Linked DNA regions of Homo sapiens: region 2 is linked to region 1. A link is an interaction called in ENCODE POLR2A ChIA-PET data of the cell type or tissue named here. Cell type or tissue: endothelial cell of umbilical vein. All regions are shown on one strand. Each heading gives the region's core, and the rest is flanking DNA. Links, peaks and the distances in the headings are about the cores only.

Region 1 (11,503 bases), core at 1-8,000:
TCACAGATTGGAGGAGACTGGGAGACATTACAACTAAGTGTCATGTGGAAGCCTAGACTGAATTCTGAAACAGAAAAAAAGGACAGAAAAAAAAATGGTGAAATCCAAATAAAAACTTAGTTAATAGTATGGTACCTACGTTAATTTCTTAGTTTTTTTTGTTTGTTTAATTTTTTGTTTTGAGACAGGGTCTCACTACTCTGTCACCCAGGCTGGAGTGCAATGGCTCAATCTCGGCTCACTGCAACCTCCAGCTCCTAGGATCAAGCGATACTCCCACCTCAGCCTTCTGAGTTGCTGGAACTACAGGTGTATGCCACCAAACCTGGCTAATTTTTGTATTTTTTTAGAGCTGGGGTTTCACCATGTTACCCAGGCTGGTCTTGAACTCCTGAGCTCAAGCAATCCATCCACCTCGGCTTCCCAAAGTGCTGGGATTATAGGTGTGAGCCACCACGCCTGGCCAATTTCTTAGTTTTGAAAAACATACTAGGCTGGGCGTGGTGGCTCACGCCTATAATCCCAGCACTTTGGGAGGCCGAGGTGGGTGGATCACAAGGTCTGGAGTTTGAGAACAGCCTGGCCAACATGGTGAAACCCCGTCTCTATTAAAAATATACACAAGTTAGCTGGGCATGGTGGCATGTACCTGTAATCCCAGCTACTCAAGAAGCTGAGGCAGGAGAATTGCTTAAACCCGGGAGACGGAGGTTGCATTGAGCTGAGTTTGTGCCACTGCATTCCAGCCTGGGCGACAGAGCAAGACCTTGTCTCAAAAAAAAAAAAAAAAAGAAAAGAAAAGAAGAGGCCGGGCGTGGTGGCTCACGCCTGTAATCCCAGCACTTTGGGAGGCCGAGGCGGGCAGATCACGAGGTCAGGAGATTGAGACCATCCTGGCTAACACAGTGAAACCCCGTCTCTACTAAAAATACAAAAAATCAGCCGGGCGTGGTGGCGGGCGCCTGTAGTCCCAGCTACTCAGGAGGCTGAGGCAGGAGAATGGCGTGAACCCGGTAGGCGGAGCTTGCAGTGAGCCGAGATTGCGCCACTGCACTCCAGCCTGGGCGACAGAGCGAGACTCCGTCTCAAAAAAAAAAAAAAAAAAAAAAGAAAAGAAAAGAAAAGAAAAACATACTATGACTATGTAAGGTGTTAACAAGAGGGGAAGCTGGGTGAAAAGTATACAAGAACTGTCTTTGGAACTTTTCTGTCAATCTGAAGTTATTCCAAAATAACAAGCTTTGAAACTCAAGACAGACAAATCCCACAGAGAAAACACCAGAACCTGATGGCTTCACCAGAGGATTGTATCAAACATTTAAGGAGAAAAAAACAAAAAAAGCATTGTTATACAAATGCTTTCAAAATATAGAGGAAGAAACATTTCCAAACAAATTTTATAATGCCGGAAGAAACCCGACAAAAATATTACAGAAAAGACCACTATTCCTCATGAATATAGACATAAAACCCAAGATACATATGTGTGTGTTTGTATATGTATATATGTATATGTATATACACACACACATATTTATAAATATATCTGTATATATAATTTATAAATAAATATATGTAATACATCATGACTAAGTTAGGTTTACCCCAGGAATGCAATCTTGGTTTAACATTTTTGGTGCAGGAAAAGCATTAATGAAATTCAACACCAATTTATGGTGAAAATTCTTTAAAAATTTAGAAGCCAACTCCTTCAGTTTGATCAAAGTTAGCTCCAAAAAATCAGCTAATTACATACCTAACGGGGAAATACTGCATGCATTTCCCACAAGCTTGGGAATAAGACAAAGATGTCTTCTCTTATCACTTCTATTTAATGTAGTACTCATGGTCCTAGCCAGTTCAGTTAGGCAAGAAAAAGAAATAGGCATAAAGATTGGAAATAAATAAATGAAACGGTCTCTGTTCACAGGTGAAATTATTGTTTACATAGATCATTGCAGACATCTACAAAATAATTCCTAGAAGTACTGAGTGAATTTAGCAAGGTCACAGGATACAGGGTTGAGACACAAAACCCAACTGTTATTTCTATATTAACTGCAACAATTGGAAAAGACATTTTTTTAAAAATAGCAACAAATCACACAATTCTTAGTAATAAATGTAACAAAGTTGTGTAAGACTTGTACACCAAAGCCTTAAAACATTGCTGAAATTAAAGAAGATAGTTAAATGGAGACATATATTGTGCTCATAGATTGGAAAACTCAATATTTGTAAGATGTCAGTTCTTCTCAAATGGACCTATTTTCAACACAATCCCAATCATAGGCTTATGTTTTTGTAGAAATTGGCAGGCTGATTTTAAAAATTTATATGGAAATGCAAGAGCCCTAGAAAAGGAAAATGTTTTAAACAAACAATAAATTACATCATTAGGGTGGGCCCTATCCATATGACTGGTGCCCTTATAACTAGAGGAAATTTGGACACAGAGGCATGCACATTGGGAGAACAACGAGGAAAGATGAAGGCAGAGTGATGTGCCTGCAAGTCAAGGAATGCTAAAGATTGCCAGCAAACCACTAGAACCTAGGAGACAGGCATGGAACAGATTCTCTCACAGCCTCAGAAGGAATAAACCTGCTAACACCTTAATCCTGGAGGCCTAGTCTCCAGAACTGTAAGATAATAAATTCCTGTTGTTTAAGCCAGTTTTTAGTACTTTGTTATGGTAGCCCTAGCAAACTAATACAGATTTGGTATATGAGATACTAAGTTAGATTTGATTAAAACAAAAAGCTTCTGCTCATCAAAAAAAATCACTAGGAAAGTGAATAAAGCTGGGCGTGGTGGCTCACACCTGTAATCCCAACACTTTGGGAGGCTGAGGTGGGCGGATCACCTGAGGTTAGGAGTTCGAGACCAGCCTGGCTAACATGGTGAAACCCCATCTCTACTAAAAACACAAAAATTAGCCAGGTGTGGTGGCACGTGCCTGTAGTCCCAGCTACTCAGCAGACTGAGGCAGGAGAATCGCTTAACCTGGGATGTGGAGGTTGCAGTGAACCAAGATCATGCCACTGCACTCCAGCCTGGACGACAGAGAGAGACTGTATCTCAAAAAAAAAAAAAGAAAGAAAGAAAGAAAGAAAGAAAGTCAATAGGCAGGCCACAGACTGGGAGAGAGTATTTGCAAACATGTCTCTGACAAAGGACTAATACCTAAGATGTATACCTTCTATAACTAGTTAATACAAAAAAAGACACCCAATAGAAATGACCAAAATATTTGGACAGACATGTCACAAAAGAAGAAATATAGGCTGGGCGCAGTGACTCACACCTGTAATCCCAGCACTTTGGAAGGCTGAGGTGGGAGGATCACTTGAGGCCAGGAGTTCAAGGCTGCAGTGAGCTATGATCACACCACTGCACTCCGGCCTGGGTGACAAAGTAAGACCCCATTTCTAAAAATAAAAATAAAAACAGATTTTTCATCCTTAAGTTTCTCAATGTTAAAAAAAAAAAGATATGTAAATGGCCATAAGTAGTTGAAAAGGTGTCCAACTTATTTGTCACAATGGGAATGCAAAATAAAACCGCAATTAAATACCATTACACATCCACCAGAATGGCTAAAATTCAGAAAACCATTTACATCAAAGGGTGGCAACACTGTGGAGCAACTGGAACTCTCCTACATTGTGGTAGGAATGTAAAGGGAAAAAGTCTGACAGTTCTTTTTAAAACCAGACATGTTTAGTAATTCTGCTCCTAAGTATTTATGTATTTTTTATTTTTTTGAGACAGAGCTTTGATCTGTCACCAAGGCTGGAGTGCAGTAACGCCATCTCGGCTCACCGCAACCTCCGCCTCCCAGGTTCAAGTGATTCTCCTCCCTCAGCCTCCCGAGTAGCTGGAATTACAGGCACCTGCCACCACGCTCGGCTAATTTTTGTATTTTTAGTAGAGATGGGGTTTCACCATGTTGCCCAGGCTGGTCTCGAACTCCTGACATCAGGTGATCCACCCACCTCGGCCTCCCTAAGTGCTGGGATTACAGGAGTGAGCCACTGCGCCCGGCCTTAAGTATTTATTCAAGAGAAATGAAAACATATATTCACAAACAATTTGTACAAGAATATTCATAGTAGCTTTTCAGTAGCAAAAGAAAACCCAAACAAACTGGAAACAGCCTTGGTGTCCATCAATGGGAGGATGGATAAGTGATGGCATAGTCATACAGTAGAATTCTATCCTGCAATAAATAGGAACTGTATACAACATTATGGATGATTCTCAAACACATCCTGCTAGAAAGAAGCCAAATATAAAAGAGTTCACACTGCGTGATTCTATTTATATGAAGTTCTAAAGGAAGCAAAACTAATCTGTGGTAATAAAAATCAGAATAGTAGATGCCTCTGGAGATTGGTGGGAGTGGGTATTGGCTAGGAAGAGCAGGAGGAAATTTTCTGGAGTGATGGTAATGTCCTATATCTTGACAGGGGTTTGAGTCACATGGATGTATACATTTGTCAAAACTCTTGAATGACATACTCATGCATTTTAGTCTATGTAACTTTGACCTTAAAAATCCACAAAAAATATTGAACTCTTTCATCCGGACAGATGGAAAAAAGAATTGAACTCTAGTTAATTAAACATGGACCCCAACTTAGGATGGTTCAATTTATGATTTTTCAACTCTAGGATGTTGTGAAAGCAATACAACCATTCTGTTTTTCACTTTCAGGAGACTAGTCAATAAATTACATGAGATATTCCACACTTTATTATAAAATAGGCTTTGTGTTAGGTGATTTTGCTCAATAGGCTAAGCTAAGCTGTGATGTTCAGTAGGTGTATTAAATACATTTTTCACTTAATGATATTTTCAACTTATCGGGATATAACTCTACCATAAATTGAGAAGCATCTGTATATAAATGCTGAAATGTTTAAAGGTGAAGTCTGTTGATGTCTTCAGTTTACTCTGAAATGCATAAAAACAGACTGATGGGGCTGGGCACGGTGACTCATGCCTATAATCTCAGCGCATTCAGAAGCTGAGGTGAGCAGATCTCTTGAGGTCAGGGGTTTGAGACCAGCCTGGCCAATATGGTGAAACCCCGTATTGTAAAAAATACAAAATTTGTATTGTAAAAAAATACAAAAATTAGCCGGGTGTGGTAGCACACGCCTGTAATTCCAGCTACTCAGGAGGCAGAGGCAGGAGAACTGCTTGAACCTGGGAGGCGGAGGTTGCAGTGAGCCAAGATAGCACCACTGCACTCCAGCCTGAGTGACAGAGTGAGATTCTATCTCCAAAAAAAAAAGATTGATGGATGCATAAAGAAATGGATAGATATGTGATAAAGCCAATATGGCAAAGTGTTAATTGTAGAATCAGTTGGTGGGTATACGGTGGTTCACAGTAAAATTATTCTAACTTTTCTGTACATCAGAAAATTTTTACAGTAAAATGTTAGGGGCAAAAAAAAAAAAAAAGACTACAGAATCTCTGAGAAGAGTAACATTTTCTAATCTTAGAAGTGATCTTGGCTGGGTGCGGTGGCTCACACCTGTAATCCCAGCACTTTGGGAGGCCGAGATGGGTGGATCACAAGGTCAGGCATTCAAGACCAGCCTGGCCAACATGGTGAAACCCCGTCTCTACTAAAAAAAAAGACAAAAATTAGCTGGGCATGGTGGTGTGTGCCTGTAATCCTAGCTGCTCAGGAGGCTGAGGCAGGAGAATTGCTTCATCCCGGGAGGTGGAAGTTGTGGTGAGCTGAGATCGCACCACTGCACTCCAGCCTAGGCGACAGAGCAAGACTCTGTCTCAAAAAAAAAAAAAAAAAAAAAAAAGAAGTGATCTCATCCTATACTACTATTTCTCAAAGGGTAGTCTTTACCTCATAAAAATCCAGGAACTTAGACTCACTGAAGTTTAAAAATTGCTCTACCTGCCGACCCTGGAGAATTGCACTCCACAGCCAGGGCTTCAGCTGCCACTACTTCACTGCCCATCCAAATCTTAATCTCCCTTAAGCTCCATTCCCCTTGGGTTGGGAATTTCCATTGGCCTTACAGATATCTTAAACTCACCAGATCCCACAGGGGATTCATATTTTCCTACCCCTACTTCCCAATCTCGCCTTCTTCTTCCAGCATTCTCTATTTCAGGAAAAGACATCTTTCTACCCAGTTGACCAACCCAGAGACCTGAGGTGGGAGGTTAGGGGTTACCCTAGACTCCTCTCTTTTCACCTCCATTTATTTCAGGTCACAGTGGCTCACTGATTTGGCTTCCAGAACATCTGTTATATCTCACTCTTTGCCCCATGGGCTGTCACTGCCTTAGTCCAGTTGTCATAATGCTTTACCTTCTGAGCTTTTTCCATGGGAGAAGAAGCTCAAAATATTACAGGCAGCAAAAAGGGTTAAGAGATGAGGCCTTATGACAACTAGAGAGAGATTAAGTACACACCAGGTTATATAGCTGGGAGGAGCTGAAGTTGAGATTTGAACTCAGGTAGTCTGGCTCCAGAGTCTGTTTAAAACACCATTACTTGCCTGGACACGGTGGCTCATGCCTGCAATCCCAACAAAGGGAAGGCCAAGGCGGGAGGATCGCTTCAGCCCAGAAGTTTGAGACCAGCGTGGGCAATGTAGTGAGACTCCTATTTTTCAAAAAAAGAGGAAAACACCATCACTCAGTGTAAACCTACTATATAAACAAGTGCCTTTTTATTATTAGATGTGAGGACATCTATATTTTTATTAGAGTAACACTAGCTGCTGTAACAGATAAATCCCCAAGTCTCAATGCCTTAATACAACAACAATTTCTCATATAGCAATATTGTCTTCTAAGTGGTGATGGAGGAACCCAGGCTCCACTGTGTGACTCTGCTATCTTCTAGAGACCATTCTGTGCATTCAGCCAGATGGAGAAAGCACATAGGACTGGGTGAGGGTTTTACAGGCCAAGCCTGGGAACGGCAAAAGTTGCTTTTCACCAAGTGTACCCAGCTGTGTGCCCTAGGCAATGGAATTTGGCAAGCAAGAGTTTTTGCCAAGATATAATTGCTCATAATTCTGGTTTATTTATGAATATCTATTCTATACTTCCCTTTATACTGGTTTTTTAAAAAAGATCCATAACCAAACTACACAAAAATTAGAATCTCCTCCTCCCCAAGAAAGCAAGGTTACAATACACAATTGGATAGGCATATATGTATGTATGTATGTGTATGTGGAGATGTAAATCGTTGAATCTAGCAGTTATTAAAATGCTATCCATAAGATTCACATCTCATTTACAAATTGGCTAAAAATCCTTTACATGCTCAAAAGCAGGCAAAAAAGACCCAAAAGGATACAAAGATACTTGGAAGTATCGTACATTGCTTCACATTTGACATTACTAGCAATAAAATGAAAATTTCTAAGTATAGATTTTTAAATCTTTAAAAAAGGCAATTTAAGTTCTCTAGGAAAAAAAATTCTGCAAATCTAAAACAGGGTGCCATATGGGGCATGTCCTTCTTGGAAGTAAACATTTTAGATAAAAGTAGCATAAAATTTGCTTCAGGAAATGGCCGGGCGCGGTGGCTCACTCCTGTAATCCCAGCACTTTGGGAGGCCAAGGTGGGCGGATCATGAGATCAGGAGATCAAGACCAGCCTGGCCAACATGGCGAAACCCCATCTCTACTAAAAATATAAACATTAGCTAGGTGTGGTGGTGCATGCCTGTAATCCCAGCTACTCAGGAGGCTGAGGCACGAGAATTGCTTGAAGCCAGGAGGCAGAGGTTGCAGTGAGCCAAGATCGTGCCACTGCACTCCAGCCTAGTGACAGAGTGAGACTCCATCTCAAAAAAAAAAAAAAAATTTGGCTTCAGGAAAAATGGATTTATAATAAATGTTTCCTTTTAAAATGACTTGCCTAAGGATGACCTATTACATTTTATTTTTTAGAGACAGGATCTCACCATGTTGCCCAGGCTGGCCTTGAACTGCTGGCCTCAAGCAATCCTCCCACCTCAGCCTCTTAAGTAGCTGGCACTATCGGCATGCACCCAGCTGGGTGACTTCTTAAAGTTACCCTTTATCAACTACCCTACACCAGGCTCTGTGCTAAGTGTTTCTGTGCACTATCTTATTTCAACCTCACAATCACCCTTTGAGATAAATACTAAAGAGGTCTGAGCCTTTTAAATCATCATGGAATCAACCTAAGAATAGGCTGAGGTTAAAAAAAAATAAGTAAATCATCACGGAATGGATATAATCAAAAGTCTAAAGCAACATTTAAAAAATTTACAATATATAACTCATTTCTATTAAATAACTTCCACTGACCTCGAGTTCAGCTACCAAAGGATAAAGAGGAATCTAGAAATAAACCCATGACAACATGTGAAAAATTGACCCGTTTTAATTATTTAAAAACAAAAAACACATCAAATTTCCTTTACCATCTACAATTCAGTTATATCCAAACACTCTAAGACCAAACAGAAGCAGGGATGACAATGAGACACTGAAGACACACGAAGGTGAATGCTGAAGACCATCAGAGTCCCAGCAGGAGGTCACGTCTTTCATTCAGACGCTCCAATGCTTTTCATTTCAGTTTGTTAAAGAACGTGTTTTACAGGAAGTTCTTTACAGTAATTTCATGCCAGACACCAGGTTTCTTCGATGGTACACAGCTCCATGAAATTTGTGTTTCCATCCAGTTGACAGGAATAAAAAGGAATTTTTATTTTTGTCTTTTTTTGGGCCGTAGAGACGTAAAATGGTCAGATTCCTTTAGGAATAAATGAGGAAAAGGAGAGGAAAGAGAAGATCTGGGCTGTGCTGGTGCTGGTTTCTACTCATCTTTCGGAGGGTGTGACTTCAAGAGTTAAATCACACTTAGGCCACTACAATGATTAGTACTAGTTATCTTTTTTTAAGATGATAAAAAGGAAAGTATCCAATGGACATAAAAATGGTCAAAGGTTTTTTTACTGCAGGTCAATTTTTCCCCCGACCAAAAAATATACAAAATGAACATATAATTGGGAGGGTAACTCTGCTGGACATTCCAATTCACTCATCTGCGTGTCCCCCACACGGGTAAGGGGAACAGGCGTTCGGTTTTATTAGTCATGTTACAGCAGTAACCAGATGTGTTAATGGCAGCTTATTTACGGTCCATCGATCCTTTGAACAAGTATAGGAAAGCATGGCTGTCAGTCTCTGACTGCTCACATCTGAGCACATTCAGCTACCATGGAAACTACAAGGGAAGGAAAAATATATTTATTCCAAGATTTACTGGGAGTTTTAAGTGCCCTTTCTTCCACAGAGCCCCAGAGTGGTGACAAGGTGCTAGGGGCTGCTGTGTTTTCCAGCATGAGCTCCCATCCTCTGAGGGTCCTGAGAAGGATAGTGGATTGGTCCTGGAGCCCGCATGAAAGGAGGGGGTGGTCCCATTGGGTGGAACATGTGTGGCCCAAAACCTGCAGATACGAGAGAACAAATGTGTTAGGCTGGTAGTTTCCTTGATAACCTTTCAAACCTCTCAATCTTGCTAAGGTTAAAACCACCTACACATAAATCAAGGTTGACACGGGGCTTAAGCAAATGTCAGTTCACAAACTTACTTCCACTTGTTATTTCCTTGGTTTTAGAAACCTTTCCCCCACAGTCCAAAAAACTCCACAGCACTCAAGGTATCGCCTAGTATGTCATCTGAGTCTCTGCTATGTATCCAACATGCCAAATCCTACCAGACAGGATTCAGTCAGGATTTGGGAGATAAGAAAGAAATCAGGCTGATGGCAAAGACTGTGTCATCATTAACCTCAATGCTTGACACCAGAATGGAGGGTGCTCAGAAACCAGATTCTCTTCAGAGTATGGGCTCTCTGCCACAGGAGAACTGGCTACCTGTGATTTCCTTCCACTGTTAACACTGTCTACAGCAGTGCTATACGAAGTGCCAGTCCTCCACCTATTTCTGGCCACTCAAGACAAAGAGCTTGAGTCAAAATGTAAATTATACGACCAGGCACAGTTTAGTTCATCTGACAGTTTTTTTGGTAACAAGACTTTCTCAATGAAGGAAGGGGTTCACTGATTACATTTTGGCACAAGCTCCTGATCTTGTGGCAGACAGGTGATAAACACTTTGTAAAATGACACCCGCTCACAGCCCACACTGGGCAATAGTGCTCTAGGGCATCCATTAGCATTTAGTTTAGAAAAGGGAACAAATTGGTGATAGATCTTTGTAATCTAATAATCTTACTCTGCTGACACATATACGCGGATCTTTAGAAAACTGGCCCCTTTCTTCTCCTCGGCAGAGCAGGAGAAAGAAAAATTTCAGAAATCCCAACAGATCAACTTTACTGGTAGACTTCTACAGAGCAAACTCACAGGATTTGGATGTGTTGAACATGATGGTGAGGTTTATGAGACAGAACTTTCACAAGGATTTCTCTGGGCTAAGAAGGAAGATGGAAGTTACCTGGGGGTGGGGGTGGAGCAATGCCAGGGGGCGGTGGCAGAGCAATGTTCACCACAGCTGGAGGACCACTTGGGGGCAAGTTGAAGTAGTTGGCAGAGGCTTCTTCTTCTGCTGCAGGAGGAGGAGGAAGAGCTGGAGGAGAGAAAATAGTCAACACATAGAGGGGAGAACAATTGTGCAACGCTGTTTCTACCACCTTTACATTCTCAGAGGTCCTACTGGGAGAGTAGAGCGGCAACATGAACCAGACCTGGGTCCCATCTTCCAAAATAGGAACATCAGGGCAGAAAGAGCTTCTGAAGTCAGCAGGGAGTCTGCACTCACCTCCTGGCAATCCTGGAACAGGTTCTAGTTTGATCCCAGAGTCTGTAGTTCCATCTTTCTCTTTTTCTTTTCCTCTGGCTGCCTGGGATCTGGGAAACACACATGCATACAGTCGGCACTCTGGCCCACCTTATCTCACACCTCTGCTTCTTACATTCCCCAGTCCAATGGAGTTCCTTCGCTCTACCTCCTCCTCAGCACACACTCTTTTCCCATAAATGCCACTGTGCACAGTGAACAAGAGCAAAGGTTTTGACACCAGAAAAGACCTGGGTTCAAAAGCTGCTAGAACTATCATAAGGACCAGAAAAGGCAACACATACGTGTTTAGCACAGTGCTTACCACATAGGGAGCGCTCCACAAAGGCAGATGCTGCTATTAGCCATCACTTCCCTGGTTCCAAGTTGGAGACATGTTCCCCCTTTGAACTGGGTCTTTCACCTGTGTCTCTCTTATGCAATCATCACTTTTAAACTTAAAATAGCGATTCTTCCCTGTTTTATCTTCTCCACTGGACAATCAGCCTCTAAGGGCAGAATCTAGGTCTAATTCATTTATAAACCCTAAAATTCACCTTTCATGGCCTGGCATTATACTTGGCCTATAATAGCTAGTCACAAAAACATGAACCTTCAAAGGAGTAGATTATACACCAACCCCCTGAATACATTTCCAAAGC
Region 2 (11,503 bases), core at 2,258-10,257, 220 kb before region 1:
GCTATTAACCAAGGTGGGGAGAGCCAGGGGGAGGTCACAACTTGGGTGGAGGCTGGAATCAGGCTCAGGCCCTGCTATTTTTGGAGCCTTCTGTGTGATATCCTAGTAGAAGGATGGGGCAAGCAGTTGGAGCTTATTGGAAAGTTCAGGACTGCTGATGTAACCTCAGGAGCCTCTAGGTTGTATTTTATGTCAAGGGATTGGATGAGATCCCTTCACACAGCCCACAGTCTGGCAGGTAGTGAAGGCCTCATCACCGGAGGTGTGCAGGACAGGCTGGCTGATGCCACTAGAGAGAGGAGGCCTCTTTGAGGGGAGGTGGAACAAAATAGACCCTGAGGATGCCAGATAGCAGGACTCGGTGCCCCTGGGGCCACACGGAGGAGCTGGATATGCTGGCTCTGTCTCTTTGTCTGGTTGGAGCCTCCTCTCCCTTTGGCACCATTCCCCCACTACCATCTGGCAGGGTCCAGAGACACACAGACCCTGGGGTGGGATGAGGGGCAGCCTCAGGGATGGGGCTGTAATTTCAGCTGGGGGCAGGGCTCCTGAGTCTCAGCCACCTGGTGTGAGGTTCCTCTTTCCGGCACCTCCTCATGACTGTCTTGCCTGACAGCCCCATCCCCCACAACTGCAGCTACTCAACACCTCTCAGGAGGAGGCCCAGCCCAGGGAGCAGCTCCCTGCTGTGTCCCACCTGGAAAGGCATTGAGTCTGCTGGTGCAGCATCCCCGGGGGTGGGGGAGGGAACTAGAGGGGCTGCCAAGCTTAATTAGTAGTTGTGAATCCCCGAAACCTGCATCTAGAGAGGCCCCCCAGACTTTCATCTTCAAAACCTCCCCACCCACCTGGATGAAAGGGCCAGGGAGGGGCCAGGTATTAATAGTAATTATTAGTTTCACTAATAAGGAGAAGAAATGGGATTATCACCACGCTCAACAAGTTCTCCCCTCTTTGTCTACCTCTTCTCTCCTTCCTGTGGGCTCCTTTTTCCTTCCTCTCTCCCTCCTCCTTTTTTATTTTTCTCTTTTTTAATTTGTAGAGATGTGGTTTCACCATGTTGCCCAGGCTGATCTTGAACTCCTGGGCTCAAGCAATCCTCCTGCCTCAGCTTCCCAAAGTGCTGGGATTACAGGCGTGAGCCACTGGGCCCGACCCTTCTTTCTTTTCTCCTCTTCTCTAGGCCTTGCCACTTCCATCTGTCCTTGTTTCAAGGCCTTGGGATCTGCCTGCCTCTCTCGGTTCCCTTGCTGTCTATTGGGGTGTCTTAGGTACCAGGACATTCGGGGAACACCTGTGTTCATCTGGGTTGCTGAGGGAGAGACATAAGGGTGAGAGAATGTTGTTAGGATGTTGGTGTCCATTCATTCATTCATTCAGTCATTCATTGTTTTATAAATAATAATTATTATTATTTTATTTATTTTTTTGAGACAGAGTCTCTCTCTACCCCCTAGGCTGGAGTCCAGTGGTGCAATCTTGGCTCACTGCAACCTCCAACTCCCAGGTTCAAGCGATTCTCCTGCTTCAGCCTCCCGAGTAGCTGGGACTGCAGGCGCCTGCCACTACTGGCTAATTTTTGTATTTTTATTAGAGGCGGGGTTTCACCATGTTGGCCAGGCTGGTCTCGAACTCCTGACCTCAAATGATCCACCCACCTCGGCCTCCCAAAGTGCTAGGATTACAGGTGTGAGCCACCACACCTGGCCACAAATAATTATTGAACACATACTGTGAGCCAAGCACTGGGTTGGGCGCTGAGGATTCGGCGCTGAATAGGACAGATGTGGGCCATGCCTGCCCAAGTCAACATCCTAGCAGGGAAGATGGACAGTAAACAGTAAACTAACAGATAGACATAAGGTCACAGAGTGTGGTGCAGACTATAAAGGGAATAAATTGCAGACAGGATGGAGAGCTATGTGGGTGGCTACTTTAGGCTGGGGCACCAGGGAGGTGACATTTCAGCAGAGACCTGAATCATAAGGACTAAGTTATGAGGGAAGATTGGGAAAGGGTTCCTGACAGGAAGAACAGTCTTTGCAAAAGCCCTGAGCTTAGCATGAGGATGTGAAAGGAGGATAAAGTGGCCAGGAGTAAGGAGGAGAACCAGAGGGAGAAGGGAGATGAGGTGGGGACAGGGCTGGCACCACGAGCCTGTGACCTCTACAGTTGCACAGGGCCCATGCTTGGTTAATGCACTGTGGTTGCTGTCCTGAAATTCTTTTTTTTTTTTTTTTTTTTTTTTTTGAGACGGAGTCTCGCTGTGTCTCCCAGGCTGGTGAGTGCAGTGGCGTTTTCTCTGCTCACTGCAACCTCCGCCTCCCAGGTTTGAGCGATTCTCCTGCTTCAGGCTTCTGAGTAGCTGGGACTGCAGGCCCATACCACCATGCCCAGCTAAGTTTTGTATTTTTAGTAGAGATGGAGTTTCAGTATGTTGGCCAGGCTGGTCTTGAACTCCAGACCTCAGGTGATCTGCCTGCCTTGGCCTCCCAAAGTGCTGGGATTACAGGTGTGAGCCACTGCACCAGGCCCTGAAATTCTTAATAGTGGTTGAACAAAGGCTTCTGCATTTTTATTTTGCACTTGGGCCCTGCAAATTATGTAGCTCGCCGTGGTTGGGAGGTTGGCAAAATAACTGGGTGTCTGTGAGTAGAGATGTGAAGGCTTCTTGGCTGGTGTTGAGTGAATGAATGAATCTGCTTTTGCAGAGTTCATCTGTGAGGCTGTCAGAGGGCCACCTTTGCCTAGACCAGGGGCTGCTGCTGTGCAGAGAGGGGTCACATTCAGACATGGCCCCAGAGTGCCCCCAAATTCTGCAGTATCTGTTAGATTCTTCCGGGCCCACTGCCTGCAGGGTTCCCAGGGCTGTGTGCACCAGGTCTGAAGCAGCATCATGAAAAGGTGGGTAAAGTCAGGCTTACCCCACCCCCTGCATTGGCAAACAATAACTCCTCCACCCGAGGTAGAATCTTGCCTGTGAAGCCTCAGACTTTAGAGCCAGACAAACTTGAGTTCAAATCTGGCTTTCACATTCTGATTAGTGGATGTGACTAAGTGTACTTTATGCAGGTGATTTGCTTCTCTGAGCCTCAGTTAGTTCCCTCATCTGTAAAATAGGGATCACTACTTCTTAGAGTTGTTGAGAGGATTAAACGAGGTAATAAGAGGAAAGCTTTTGGCACAGTCAGAACTTAGAAAATATTTGCAATAATAATAGTATTATGGCTGGGCACAGTGGCTCACACTTGTAATCCCAGCACTTTGGGAGGCCGAGGCGGGTGAATCACCTGAGGTCAGGAGTTCGAGACCAGCCTGGCCAACATGATGAAACCCCGTCTCTACTAAAAATACAAAAATTAGCCAGGCGTGGCGGCAGGATTAGTCGAGATCGCGCCACTGCACTCCAGCCTGGGCAATAGTGCAAGACTCCACAAAAAAAAAAAGTATTATTATACAATCTTTGCAGAATTGGGTAAACATTTGCTTTTGCCCCTAAATGTCTACATAGTCATGAACAGGTCACTAAATCCCCCTGAGCCTGTTTCCTCTTCTGTTCAATTGGGATGATAACAAGCTAACCCATCTCTAACCGGGGTGGTTGGGGATGAACCAACAGGATCACTGGATCACCGTGGAGCTTCTTTGTAAATTGATGTGCAGGTGTGGGCCGCTTGCACATTCCAGACCCACCCCTATCTCTCCCATCTCAGGGCAGGCTTTCTCCAAATCTGCCCGCCCGGAAGGAAAAGCACCCTTCAGTTCTTGGCAGTCTCTGGATTCCCAGCCCTGAGTTGCTGCTCTCACACTGGGAAGTCGGCCTGGGAGTGAACATTAAGTTCAAGGTCCCTGGTTAGGCAAAAAAGAGGCTGATCCAGAAGTTGGAGTAGGGGAGGGGGAGGATGAGCTGAGTGAGGACAAAGGAGCTGGAGCCAAAATCCCTGTTGGCCTTGCTTCCTGCCTCACTCTGAGGCAGGAAGCAACCAGAAAGCTGCAGAGAATTAGTCTCTGAAAAAGGACCTGAGCAACAGTCTCGGGCTGGGCAGAGCCCCCACTTCATCTCCCACATACGCTCCCCAAGGCTGATTTGCAGGAGCCTCTAAGACCGCTGGGAAGCCCTAAGCAGCACCAACCTGAGAAAGGGAGTCTCACCCCATAGGAGTCCTTGGCCGAGAAAGCGGGAAGCCGGGAAGGGGAGGCTAAAAACCCCCAGAGCTGGGTGCGGTGGCTCACGCCTGTAATCCCGGCACTTTGGGAGGCCAAGGCTGGTGAATCTCTTGAGGTCAAGAGTTCAAGACCAGCCTGGCCAACATGGTGAAACCCTGTCTTTACTAAAAATTACAAAAATTAGCCAGCCGTGGTGATGGGTGCCTGTAATCCAAGCTACTCGGGGGGCTGAGGCAGGAGAATCGCTTGAACCCAGGAGGCGGAGGTTGCAGTGAGCCGAGATCATGCCACTGCACTCCAGCCTTGGCAACAGGGCAAGACTCCATCTTAAATAGAATAAAAATAAAAATAAAATAAAAGCCCCAGGAGCCATCCCAGAGCAAGGAACAGGGGCTCTGGGGTCAGGCTGCTTGAGTCCAAGTCTAGGCTCTGCCACCAACTAGCAGTGTGACCTCAGGGTTCTGTGGCCTCTCCATGCCTCAGTGTTCCTAATCTGGAGCCCGGGGATAATAGTCATAGCTCCTGATAGTGCTGCTGGGAAAACCGAGTGCTCTGCAGTTCCCAGCAAAGCCTGATAGGTAGTGAGTGCTTTAGAAAGGTTAGTTATTATTATATATTCTTGTAAAAATGAGGCCACCCAGCAAGTTCTGTCAGAGTCTGCTGTGTCTCCTGATAGATGGGTTCAAAGCCTTCCCTTATATTTTGGGCAGGCAGCATTCATTTATTCATTTGTTTATTCAATAAATATTTATGGAGCATATTTATGGCAGCAAAGAGTGGCAGATGGGGGGCCCTAGGGCCTGATTGCTTCCCAGAGGGGCATTTGAGTGAGAACTAGCATTTATTCAGCAACAATAGGCTTAGCTTATACACACTCAGATTCTTACCAGAAATGGGCATTGCCCAGGTAGAGGAGGGAGCCCAGGTGGAGCCACGGACACGGGGCCACATAGCCACTCAGTAGCAGCCCTAGAGACTTGAATCCAGGCCATCTCACTCCAAAGCTTGTGCTTTTTCAAATCTAGATTCCAGGCCTGCCTTCCTGCTGTGCCTCCCATCTCCCTCCCCAAACCAGACTTTGGCGGAGCCAGATCCCTAGAGGCCAAAGGCCAGGTTGTTTTCTGTTGCCCACTGTGGCAGGATCTCTGTCATTTCCTTCCCAGTTCTCCTAACCATGCGGAACAACCTTGGGGCCTTCCTCCGAGGGGAAACCCAGCCTGGAAGCATCCCGTGGAAAATGTGGCTGTCAGTGACCTCTGATGTTTGTCTCTTCGGCTGCCGAGGGTCTGGGTGCCTGGGAGTGCAGCAAGGTGGGGGGCTTCCTCAATAGGTGATGCCTATGACTCTCAGGAGTTTAGACTTGGCCTCCCTCTGGCTCTGTAGCCTGGGACAAGTCATAGCCCCTCTCTGGGCCTCAGTTTCCCCATCTGTAAAAATGGGAATAGGCCAGGCATGGTGGTTCATGTCTATAATCCCAACACTTTGGAAGGCTGAGATAGGAGCATTGCTGAAGCCCAGGAGTTCAAGACCAGCCTGGGCAACATAGTGAGACCCTGTCTCTACAAAAATTTTCAAAAATTGCTGGGTATGGTGGCTTATGTCTATAGTCTCAATTACTTGGGAGGCTGAGGTGGGAGGATTGCTTGAGCGCAGGAGGTCGAGGCTGCAGTGAGCTATGATGGCACCACTGTACTCCAGTCTAGGTGGCAGAGTAAGACCGTGTCTAAAAAAAAAGAAAAAAAGGAAGAGGCATGGCATGGAGTTGAGGAACAGTAGCGAAGTTCTCACACTGGCCCTCTGGCTGGGAGTTTACGTGCTGATGTCAAGTCCTCCTGCCTTCTTTTCCTCCTGGGTGCTTGTGAGGTTCAAATGGGACTGTGGCTACAAAAGGGCTTTGGAGTGGAATCCAGAGCTGGAGAGCAGAGCAGATGTAGAAGGAAGCTGATTATTTTTGATTGAGACCCTCAGCACTTAGCTCCGCCTTCATCACATCTCACCCAGGCTGCTGCCTGTGGCCAAGTACCCATTCCCCAGACCCTCTGCAGGACCCATGGTTCCGGGTCAAGGGTGAGCCTGGGGCAAGGTTCTAACCAGGAGGTTTCTGAGCCTGACATGAGCATCCTGCTATGGTGTGAATGTTTGTGTGCCTCCTAAATCCATGTTAAAATCCTAACTCCCAAGGTGATGATACTAAAAGGTGAGGTCTTTGGGAGGTGATTAGGTCACAAGGGCAGAGCCCTCATAAGTGGGATTAGTGCTCGTATAGAATAGGCCCAAGGGAACTCATTCACCCCTTCCACCATGTGAGGATGCAGTGAGAGGGTGCCATCTACAAATGGGGAAGCCAGCCCTCACCAGACACTGAATCTGCCATAGCCTTGATCTCAGACTTCCCAGCCTTTAGAATGGTGAGAAACAGGCTGGGTGCAGTGGCTTACACTTGTAATCCCAGCACTTTGGGAGGCTGAGGCGGGCAGATCACTTGAGGTCAGGAGTTCGAGACCAGCCTGACCAACATGGTGAAACCCCATCTCTACTAAAAATACAAAAATTAGCCAGGCATGGTGGCGGGTGCCTGTAATCCCAGCTACTCAGGAGGCTGAGACAGGAGAATCGCGTGAACCCGGGAGGCAGAAGTTGCAGCGAGCCAAGATCATGCCATTGCATTCCAGCCTGGGCCACAGATCAAGACTCCGTCTCAAAAAAAAAAAAAAAAAAAAAAAATTTAGCTAGGTGTGGTAATGCACACCTTTAATCCCAGCTACTCGGGAGGCTGAGGCACAAGAATCGCTTGAACCCAGGAGGTGGAGGTTGTAGTGAGCCGAGATTGCACCACTGCACTCCAGCCTGGGCGACAGAGCAAGACTCTGTCTCAAAAGCAGAAGAAAAGAAAAAAAATAGAATGGTGAGAAATAATTTATGTTGTTTAAAAACCACCCAGTCTATTTTGTTATAGCAGCCCAAACCATAAGACACGAAGACATATCCCAAAGCTGAAAAGTCACCCACCTGGACACAATAGCTATGGGGGGGCCCTCCTGCAGCCTCCCTGACGTCCACCATGCTGGGTTTGTGCCTCGACTTCCTCACAAGTGGTGATGGGAGAGGGAGTTTGGGAGTAGGAAGAGAAGCCTGTGGCTACCCAGGGGACATTCCTTCTGGCAGAGCATGACATTCACCTTGTGCCTAATTTGGGAAACCCCTTCTGTTCTTGGGTCTCAGTTTCCCCATCTGCACTGTGAAAGGCGCCATCACACGCCCTCAGAGAGCCCTTCTGGCTCTCCAAGCCCCAGACCGCGGGCCTCTGACTTCTGCCCTCCCCAGGCTCCTGAGGGATCCAGCCTTCAGCAAATGGAGATCAGTTCCATCCTCAGGAGATTCCATCTGGGATTTTGACTCCCCTGCTCCATCTGCCACTGCTGCCCCCAGATGCCCCAGAGTGGACAGAAACCAAGGGAAGGAGGCAGGGGCACACCCCCTTCCCAGGAGGACTGGAAGGCAGGACCCTCACTTCCAGGCACACATGGATGGAGAGGTGCCATGCTGGAGGGATGGTAGGAGAGGTAGTTCTGCAAGGAGCATGCCCATCCCCTATGCCACAGGCCGGCCAGATGGTGGGGGCAGCCAAGGAGGGCTCCTTGCTCCCGCCCCACCCCTCAGGCTGTACAGGGATCTGGATTTCTTTCCATACAAAACATGTGTGGGTAGAAGCCTTCAAATGCAGATTTGGGGCTCATGAAACATTTTATTATTTTTAAATTTTTTTGTTTATTTTTACTTTAAGTTCTGGGATACATGTGTAGAACATGTATACCTATGTAACCTGCTTTGTTACATAGGTATACGTGTGCCATGGTGGTTTGCTGCACCTATCAACCTGTCACCTAGGTTTTAAGCCCCACATGCATTAGCAATTTGTCCTGATGCTCTCCCTCCCCCGACCTCCCAAACCCCACCTACAGGTCCCAGTGTGTGTTTTTCCCCTCTCTGGGTCCATGTATTCTCATTGTTCAACTCGCACTTATGAGTGAGAACATGTGGTGTTTGGTTTTCTGTTCCTGTATTAGTTTGCTGAGGATGATGGCTTCCAGCTTCATCCATGTTCCTGCAAAGGACATGATCTCATAACGCTTTTACACTGTTGGTGGGAATGTAAATTAGTTCAACCATTGTGGAAGACAGGAATCATCCTCAAGGATCTAGAACCAGAAATACCGTTTGACCCAGCAATCCCATTACTGGGCATATACCCAAAGGAATATAAATGATTCTATTATAGGCCAGGCGCGATGGCTCACACCTGTAATCCCAGCACTTTGGGAGGCCGAGGCAGGCGGATCACCTGAGGTCAGGAGTTTAAGACTGGCCTGATCAACATGGTGAAACCCTGTCTCTAATGAAAATACAAAAATTAGCCAGGCCTGGTGGTGTGCACCTGTAATCTCAGCTACTCGGGAGGCTGAGGAAGAAGAATCACTTGAACCCAGGAAGCGGATGTTGCAGTGAGCCGAGATAGCACCATTGCACTCCAGCCTGGGTGACAGAAACTCCATCTCAAAAAAAAAAAAAATTCTTTTAATCGTTCTATTTTAAAGATACATGCACATGTATGTTTATTGCAGCACTATTCACAATAACAAAGACATGGAACCAACCCAAATGCCCAACGCCGATAGACTGAATAAAGACAATGTGGTTCATGAAACATTTTAATCTGGTGGAAGCACAGTTATAGCATTTCAGAACCTTGGTATGCTGTGGAATTCGAGAATCTCAGAGGCATAGCATCCTAGAATTTTACAAAAGTGAGTCATAGGATTTAAGGTTTCTAAACTATGCTGTCCAGCACTGCAGCCGCTAGCCACATGTGGTCATAGAGCACTGAGAATGTGACTAGTCCAAGTTGAGATGTGCTTTAAGTAGAATACACAGTGGATTTGGAAGACTCAGCACAAAAGAAAGAATTTAAACATCTCATTAATCATTTCGTTATATTAATTACATGTCAAAATGATATTTTGGGTATGTTGGTTTAATACAATATATTTCTTATTTTTAAAATTTTATGTATGTATGTATGTATGTATTTATTTATTGAGATGGGATCTCGCTCTGTCGCCCAGGAATGCAGTGGCACAATCTTGGCTTATTGTAGCCTTGACCTCTGGTTCTCAAGCAATCCTCCCACCTCAGTCTCCTGAGTAGCTGAGACCGCAAGCACACACCACCACACCCCACTAATTTTATTTATTTTTTGTGGAGACAATGTCTCACTATGTTGCCCAGCCTGGTCTCAAACTCCTGGGCTCAAGTGGTCCTCCTGCCTTGGCCTCCCAAAGTGCTGGGATTATAGGCATTAGCCACCCACTGTGCCCAACCAAATAAAATATATTTCTTATCTATTTATTTTTGAGATGGAGTCTTGCTCTGTCACCCAGGCTGAGTGCAGTGGGGGTGATCTCAGCTCACTGCAACCTCTGCTTCCTGGGTTCAAGCCATTCTCCTGCCTCAGCCCCCTGACTATAGGCGCATGCCACCACGCCCGGCTAATTTTTTGTATTTTTAGTAGAGACGGGGTTTCACCATGTTGGCCAGGCTGGTCTTGAACTCCTGACCTCGTGATCTGCTTGCCTCGGCCTCCCAAAGTGCTGGGGTTACAGGCGTGAGCCACCATGGCTGGCTTTTATTTTATTTTATTTATTTTTGAGACAGAGTTTCGCTCTTGTCACCCAGGCTGGAGTGCAATGGCGTGATCTCGGCTCACTGCAATCCCCGCCTCCTGGTTTCAAGCAATTCTCCTGCCTCAGCCTCCCGAGTAGCTTGGATTACAGGCGAGGGCTACCAAGCCCGGCTAATTTTTGTATTTTTAGTAGAGATGGGGTTTCATCATGTTGACCAGGCTGGTCTCAGACTCAGCCACCTCAGATCACCTCAGGTGATCCACCTGCCTCGGCCTCCCAAAGTGCTGGAATTACAGGCATGAGCCACCACACCTGGTCTTTACTTTTTGAAATAATGAGAGGAGTCATTATTTAAAATAATGAGGCTATATATCAACATATAACCTCACTATGTTGCCCAGACTGGTTTCAAACTCCTGGGCTCAAGTGATCCTTCTGCCTTGGCCTCCCAAAGTGCTGAAATTACAGGCATGGGCCAAGGTACCCAGCCCTTGTTTTTTGTGTATTTATTTTTTTTAGAGACAGGGTTTTGATCTGTCACCCAGGTTGAAATGCAATGACACAATCACAGCTCACTGCAGCCTCAAACCCCTGGGCTCATGCGATCCTTCTGCCTCAGGCTCTGAATAACTGGAACTACAAATGCTCACACCATGCTGGGCTAATTTTTTTTAATTAATTTTTTGTAGAGACAGTGTCTTGCTATGTTGCCCAGGTTGGTCTCAAACACCTGGACTCAAGCAACCTTCTCACCTCGGCTTCCCAAAGTGCTGGGATTACAGATGTAGGCCACCTTGCCCAGCCAAAATATATGTCTAAATTTAATTTCACTTGTTTCTTTTTACTTTTTAAAATGTGGTTACTAGAAAATGTGACTGTTCATATGTGGCTTGCATTATATTTCTTTTTTTTTTTCTTGAGACGGAGTCTTGCTCTGTCGCCCAGGCTGGAGTGCAGTGGTACGATCTTGGCTCACTGCAACCTCTACCTCAAGGGTTCAAGTGATTCTCCTGCCTCAGCCTCCCAAGTAGCTGGGATTACAGGCGCCCACCACCACACTCGGCTAATTTTTATATTTTTAGTAGAGACAGGGTTTTGCCATGTTGGCCATGTTGGCCAGGCTGGTCTTGAACTCCTGACCTCGTGATCCACCCGCCTCGGCCTCCCAAAGTGCTGGGATTACAGGCGTGAGCCACTGTGCCCAGCCAACATTTCTAACGAATTAAGCAGTTTTAGAAAATTAGGCCAGGTGTGGTGGCTCAAGCCTGTAATCCCAGCACTTTGGGAGGCCGAGGCAGGCGGATCACAAGGTCAGGAGATCGAGACCATCCTGGCAAACATGGTGAAACCCCGTCTCTGCTAAAAATACAAAAAATTAGCCGGGCGTGGTGGCGGGCGCCTGTAGTCCGAGCTACTCGGGAGGCTGAGGCAGGAGAATGGTGTGAACCCGGGAGGCAGAGCTCGGAGTGAGCCGAGATCACGCCACTGCTCTCCAGCCTGGGCGACAGAGCAAGACTCTGTCTCAAAAAAAAAAAAAAAGAAAAAAGAAAATTAGAATCATATTTAAAATCTCAGAATCAGGAAAAAATTGTGGCATTTCAGAATTTTAATGTGACAGAATTTTAGAACCAGATTTCTAGATCATGACATCGCTG

The links. ChIA-PET counts read pairs that join two places held together with the same protein. Peaks named below come from ENCODE experiments on the same cell type or tissue, not always from the same donor. Only the 100,000 strongest peaks of a DNase experiment are listed, where the experiment ranks them.
Region 2: POLR2A ChIA-PET joins it to region 1 with 5 read pairs; 4 of 35 experiments call an interaction of 5 or more read pairs at or near these places.

The regions. Positions count from the first base shown.
Region 1 is chr5:150,682,396-150,693,898 of GRCh38, forward strand. It overlaps RBM22 (RNA binding motif protein 22), which reads right to left. Exons shown (of 11, transcript NM_018047.3): 9 at 10,824-10,912; 10 at 10,500-10,631; 11 at 8,397-9,486. The coding sequence ends at 9,356. Among named protein-coding and RNA genes, the nearest start is that of RBM22, 13 kb to the right of the region's middle. In endothelial cell of umbilical vein, for the core only: no CTCF peak of the experiment used is centred there; no DNase peak of the experiment used is centred there.
Region 2 is chr5:150,460,846-150,472,348 of GRCh38, forward strand. No RefSeq gene overlaps it. Among named protein-coding and RNA genes, the nearest start is that of RPS14, 17 kb to the left of the region's middle. RefSeq lists enhancers at 1-426, 220-539, 3,329-4,054. In endothelial cell of umbilical vein, for the core only: no CTCF peak of the experiment used is centred there; DNase peaks (open chromatin) are centred at 5,296 and 8,986.